Regions from separate parts of the Homo sapiens genome. Here region 2 is linked to region 1. Evidence: chromatin contacts called from ENCODE Hi-C or POLR2A ChIA-PET data. All regions are on one chromosome and are shown on one strand. Each heading gives the region's core, a stretch centred on a gene start or an enhancer-like site at or near the end of the contact. The rest is flanking DNA. Distances are from core to core; before and after follow the strand shown.

Region 1 (2,700 bases), core at 105-2,604:
TTATCTGGGCATTTGGGGAGGAGTAGAAGGGAATTCTGGTTTGCATCAGTGACAATATCCAACAACTGCTTGAATTCCTTCCTATTACACACATAAGTCAGACAGGAAGCCCCACAATCATTTATGATATTTTCATGATAATCCACATAATACATTGTCTTGTCATTGAAAGCTTCAGAGTGTACTTGCTTGTATGGTTTTGTGTACGCATATAGAGTCCTGAATTTAAAAAATGACAACACAAAGATACCCAGTGAAGAGCTCCACTCTTCCTAACTGAAGATACATTTCAACGGTGAAGGTCAAGATCTACCCAGACCTTCATCTGAGGTCTGCACAAACCAAATTAAACCGGCAGCACTTGTTGGCTATATTCAGTGTGTTCCCATGTGCTATAGAGCATGTTTGAATGTGTGTACGTGCTCGTTTTCTGTTAGAATAGGAGTCAAACTGTACTTTTAGAATAACATGCTCGTGGAACATTTGGAGAGCCTCTGAAACACTTTCATGGAACACAATTTGGAGACTACCCCTTCAGCAAATATTGGTGGTTCTCATTTTTGTACTGGAGGATAATGGAGGGGCCACGGATGCTGAGAGTTGGAGGCAGAGGAGGAAGGAGGAGAGATGGGGAGGGGAGAAGTTGAGGTGATGCTGTGGAGAGTGCAGTCAGTAGTGGAAATAGTACTCTTCGCAACCCAGGGAGGCCATGTGAGCTTCTGCTGAGGCTTGGGAAGTCTCCTAGCAGTTGTTGATGAGCAAACTCAGCTCCTGGGGCTGCTTTAATGACCTCTGGCCCGCGCCTTTGAAGAAAAGGTGCAGAAGAGCGTGGAGCAAGGTAAACATGTGTGCAGAGAAGTGGGGGTGGGGAGCATACACGTCACTCTGATCGGCATGCAGAGAGCCTCTGTGGCCATTCAACAGGTCAAGGTGTGAGGCAGTGGGGAGGAAAAAGGATACCCGAGGGGCCAGGAGAATCAGCTTGCCAAACCAGGGCTGGCACAGGAGGAGGAGGGCCTGGAGCATGGGCCGTGTTTGTGAGAGACCGGCGTGGGGTTGGATGTCAGGTTCCCTGGATGGTGGTGGCTGGGATTGCACATTGGCCTTAGGCATTTGAGGCAAAGCCCACAGACCCAGGAATGAAACCCAGGAGTCCTGACTCCCAGGCCACCTGCCCTTCACTCAGTGGGTGCAAGGAAGAGAGCCAGGCCTGGTGGTTTTTGGAGGCCATGGGCTAGAGAAGCCTCAAGGGGATAGAAAAACCCCTGTGCTTTCTGAGGTTGTGCTGCTCACCCCATAGAAAAGGGACATTTTTAGGTTTTAAAAGGATGACCTCATTTTTTTCTTATTTACATAGCCCTGTTTGTTTATATAGCCCTTTAAAAATAGCAAGTGTGTGCTAAGCTTAGTGCTCTCTCTCCCACCACCAGTGGCAGAGCCACTGTGTGGGGAGAAACACCTTTTTATCTTGGAGAGGGGCAGCCTTGTTTCTGAGGACAGATGGGAGCAAAACGGGACAGGTAGGAAGTTTCGTGGTTTCTCGTGTCGCTTCTCCAAAATAGCCACACTGCTGCCTCCCACTTCCTGCCTGACTCGGCTGGGGTAGATTTTCTCCTTTAGAGGATTTGTGTTCTGTGTATTCCCAGGGAGGCTCGAAGGGATCTGTTGCCAAAAACATGCTTGACACTGAAGCCCTGGAGCTTGGCACTGAGGGCCCCAGCTCAGGTTTGGACCACTGGGTTTGCATCCGGGCTCTGTCTCATACTGGCTGCGTGACCTTGGGCAAATGACTTCACTTCTCTGTGCCTCATCAGTAGGATGGAGATAACAACTCTAGCTATATCCAGCAGTTACTCTGCAGATTAAATGAATATGTGTAAAGGGCACAGCCCAGTGTGGGCACATAGCAACTCTTAATGAATCTCTTAATAAAAAACAGCAATGTTGTTGTTGATCTCCATCCCCTACCTGGAAAACTGTACCAGCCTCCCAGCCACCTTCCCTTTCCCCTGGCTTGCCTGCTCCAGCACATCCCAGCATGATCCGAGAGTGATAGAAACGTGAAACACAAATCTGACCCTGCTATCTGCTGCTTAAAATCCACCCATAGCTTCCAGCGTCTATGGCAGGAATGAGCATTCTTTTGCTCTGAATGGCCAGATAGTATTTGAAGCTTTGCCGGGCATATAGTCTCTCTTGACTTTGTCATTGCAGCCTGGAAGCAACCACAGATAATATGTAAAAAATGGGCGTGGTTGTGTTCCAGTAAAATTTTATGTACGAAAACAGGCAGCCGGCTGGATTTGCCAACCCTTGACCTACAGGATGAATCCAGACCCTTAGCTCAGCATTCCCAGTTCAGCCTGTTCCCGTTATCTCCATCCTTCTTCCTCCCCCACCCCTGCTCTTGTGCAGAACATGTCACACTTTAATCCTTTGCGTGTGCTGCTCCCTCTTTCTGAGTTTTCCTTCCCTGCCCCCTGAGTGCCCCTTCCCCATGGCATTAGGACCTTTACTCTGGGATTCTGTGGTACCCTGTCTTTATTTCTACCCTGGTCATATATGCAAGTTCCATCTGTCTCTCCATGAGAGGGGCTCCCCTCTAGGCAGGGATTCGGCCTTCCTCTTCTGTACACCCAGCAGGGTGCTGCTGTATAGGTTTCTGCAGGTGCTCAGTAAGCATTTGTTATTGAACCCAAG
Region 2 (2,700 bases), core at 7-2,506, 270 kb before region 1:
GATAGGGTTTCACCATGTTGCCCTGGCTGGTCTTGAACTCCTGAGCTCAAGCAATCTGCTCGCCTCAACCTCCCAAAGTTCTGGGATTACAGGCATGAGCCACCGTACCCAGCCTTTGCTGTTTTTTGAGCTGTTTTCTTTTCTTCTTTTTGGCTGGGCACGTTCAGACTATAAGGTGGGCCAGGCTATGTGGCTGGTTTGAGTTTCTCTCTGCAGCTGTCAGCAGCAGAGTCCAGGCAGCCACACTGACCCATGCTGCCTTTCTTGGAGGCACAGCTGGTTGATTTAACTGGAGTCACAGTGTGAAGGGTCCCAGAGCAGAGGGGTCAGCTGACAAGAGGAGAGCCAACGTTCAACATTTATCGTTGCCATGTCATGATACTGCCTCACTCAGCACTTATTCTGATTTGCAACATCTGGGTCTTTTTTTCTTCTCTTCCTGCCTTCTCTGTGCTCTCTTTGGGTTTCAGAACTTGAACCTGTGGCAGCAGTGGTAGGCTGTGGTTCAGAGCGTCTGGGCATATGTGAGATGTGAGCAGAGCCACTGTGTTCTTGGCACCCAGCTGCTAGTTCCGCTCTCAAAGCCCCATTTGTAAGAAATATATTGACCAGCCGCTCAGTGTCTCTGACCAAGTTCTTAGAAAAGTCTCAGAGCTAGCAATATGTTTTACTCCTAGTGGGTGGGTGGAGATGGGATGGGGAAAGGAATTTTTTGTTGTTGTTGTTTATTTGTTTTAAGATAAAGCTCTGGTGTTTGGACTCATTTAAAGAGAGCTATGCAGTGTCTTGTTTGAATGTTTGTTTTTATGGGTTAATGGCTTTGCATCAGTAGTCACAGCTTCGGTGTCCAAATATTTTAGTTCTGGTTCAGAACCTACTTTTCTCTTGTTTTGATGCAAGCTATTTTCCTAGGGTACTCTATTTCTTTTCAATAGAAAGGTGATATTCACCCTTGCACTAAATGAGTGTTGATATCTGATAGGGAAACAGGCAGCTCTTGTGCTGGCAGAACCGATGTGCCTTTCTCCTTAAAATCTCCAGGACGCTTTCTCTCGTGAGTTTTACTCCTTGCCTTTTCCCATTGGAAGGCCATCTCTTTTCACAAGCAATGAAATCAGGACATGGGAAGAAGTGACTGTAGGAGAAAGAAGACAGCTGTCAGTAAACGTAATTAACCCCGATCTCCTCTGGAGGGCTGCCTCTTGAGCGAGCTGTGCTTTAAACCAGCCCGAATGGATGTTCAGAACAGAAAGAGAAAGTGAGTTACCAAGGACTTCTGGGGAGTGCCGTGAGCAGGGGTTCCTTTCTTACCTGGAGGGAGCCCCACACATTCAAATCATTTGCTGAGATCTAGCTAGGTGCTGTGCTGGGGACACACCGATGACAGCCTGTGGAAATGCTGGGCCTGGTGGACCCAGGAAGCGTTGACTCCCAGAGCAGGAGGGGCAGCCCGTCTTTGCAGCATGGACCTTGCTGTGGTAACCCACACCATCAGCCCTTCTGCCCCGTGACACCACCACTTCATTGTCAGGAAGCACAGTTAAGGGGAAATGAGTTTTGTATTTTAGCAAAGTTTAATTGAAACTCAAAATTCCCCCCAGTTGGATGCAAACTGTCTTATGTGAGTAGAAATACATGTGCAACCCAAAATTGGGAAATAAGTTTGGGGCTTTTGGGGTTGGGCCTGCCTGCTGTTTCCCTGTTTTTTTTCTGTGTTCCTGCACATTGATTAGAATTCTTGTCCCTGTTAGTCCAGGGTGAAAGGGGAAGGCTGGCAAGTTTGGACACATAAATCTTACACCAGACGAGTTTCCTGGAAAAAGATCAGATCAGGCCTAAAGCAGGGCAGTCCTTCTGGCAAAGTGACTCTGTGTGGTCAGGTGGCAGTGGCCATCTGGGGAGCCCGGAGCCTCTGGGTGAGGAATGTGTTGGCCACCTCTCCAGCTGGCCTGCTCGTTTCAGGGCTCCCGTGTGGTGGAAGCAGGACCGTAGAGAGGCAGCCTCCCAGGCAGGCTAGTCATTCAAACCTCTCCCTTATGCATTATCTAATAATTATGTAGTAAGGAATGGGAGAGCTGCCTGAGTGGAGCGTTGACAATGTGCAGGTTATATAAGGAAGCTTGCCCAGAGACCTGGGTTAACAGGCCTCACATTTCTCATCCCCCTGACCCCAGGGTTATAGACAATTGCCCTTCAGGCAGCTGCCTGGCCAGCCCACGCCTTGCCCAGACTTGGAGTAAGATTCTGGAATCAGACAAATGTGGGCTTGAATCCCAGCTCCACCACTTACCAAGTTGGTTTTCCGGGGGAAGCTGCTTAACTTCTCTGAGCCTCAGGCTCCTCATTTGTAAAATGGTCCAAGGATTAAATGACAAACTATATAAAAAGGGCCATGGATCATTCATCTCCCAAACCTCAGCATCACACAATAATCCCAGGTAACAAACCTGCACATGAATCTACAATAAAAGCTGGAAAACATAAATAAGGGCTGTCACAGTGCCTGTACTGTGGCTCTTCAGAACTCAACCCAGTTGTCACTTGGCCCAGGAATCAGGCCCTTCCTGGATTCCAGGTCCCTCATTTGTGCCCCGAGCATCTTTTCTACCCTAGCTCTTGTTCACTTTTCTGTTTCTCCCTTTAGGCTGTAAGTACCTTGGAGGCAGGTGCTATGTTTGGTTGTCTCTGTGCTCAGAGCCT

What was found. A loop is a pair of places that touch in the nucleus more often than their neighbours do. ChIA-PET counts read pairs that join two places held with the same protein, here RNA polymerase II (POLR2A). Pooled maps may share reads with other maps.
Region 2: a loop to region 1 is called in a pooled map, with 4 times the contacts of the local background. The contact joins two enhancer-like sites. A Hi-C loop is called at or near these places in 5 of 50 pooled maps. POLR2A ChIA-PET finds 5 or more read pairs at or near these places in 2 of 52 experiments (PC-9 and activated CD4-positive, alpha-beta T cell).

The regions. Positions count from the first base shown.
Region 1 is chr1:41,622,090-41,624,789 of GRCh38, reverse strand. All of the region lies in intron 3 of HIVEP3 (HIVEP zinc finger 3), which reads left to right. All of the region lies in intron 1 of LOC128125817, which reads left to right. Among named protein-coding and RNA genes, the nearest start is that of EDN2, 140 kb to the right of the region's middle. RefSeq lists enhancers at 1,245-1,414, 1,575-1,664. Within about 2 kb of position 1,354, at least 3 of the 41 ENCODE cell types and tissues checked have a DNase peak (open chromatin) inside an H3K27ac peak, as active enhancers do.
Region 2 is chr1:41,890,252-41,892,951 of GRCh38, reverse strand. All of the region lies in intron 1 of HIVEP3 (HIVEP zinc finger 3), which reads left to right. Among named protein-coding and RNA genes, the nearest start is that of HIVEP3, 27 kb to the left of the region's middle. RefSeq lists an enhancer at 1,196-1,495. Within about 2 kb of position 1,256, at least 28 of the 41 ENCODE cell types and tissues checked have a DNase peak (open chromatin) inside an H3K27ac peak, as active enhancers do.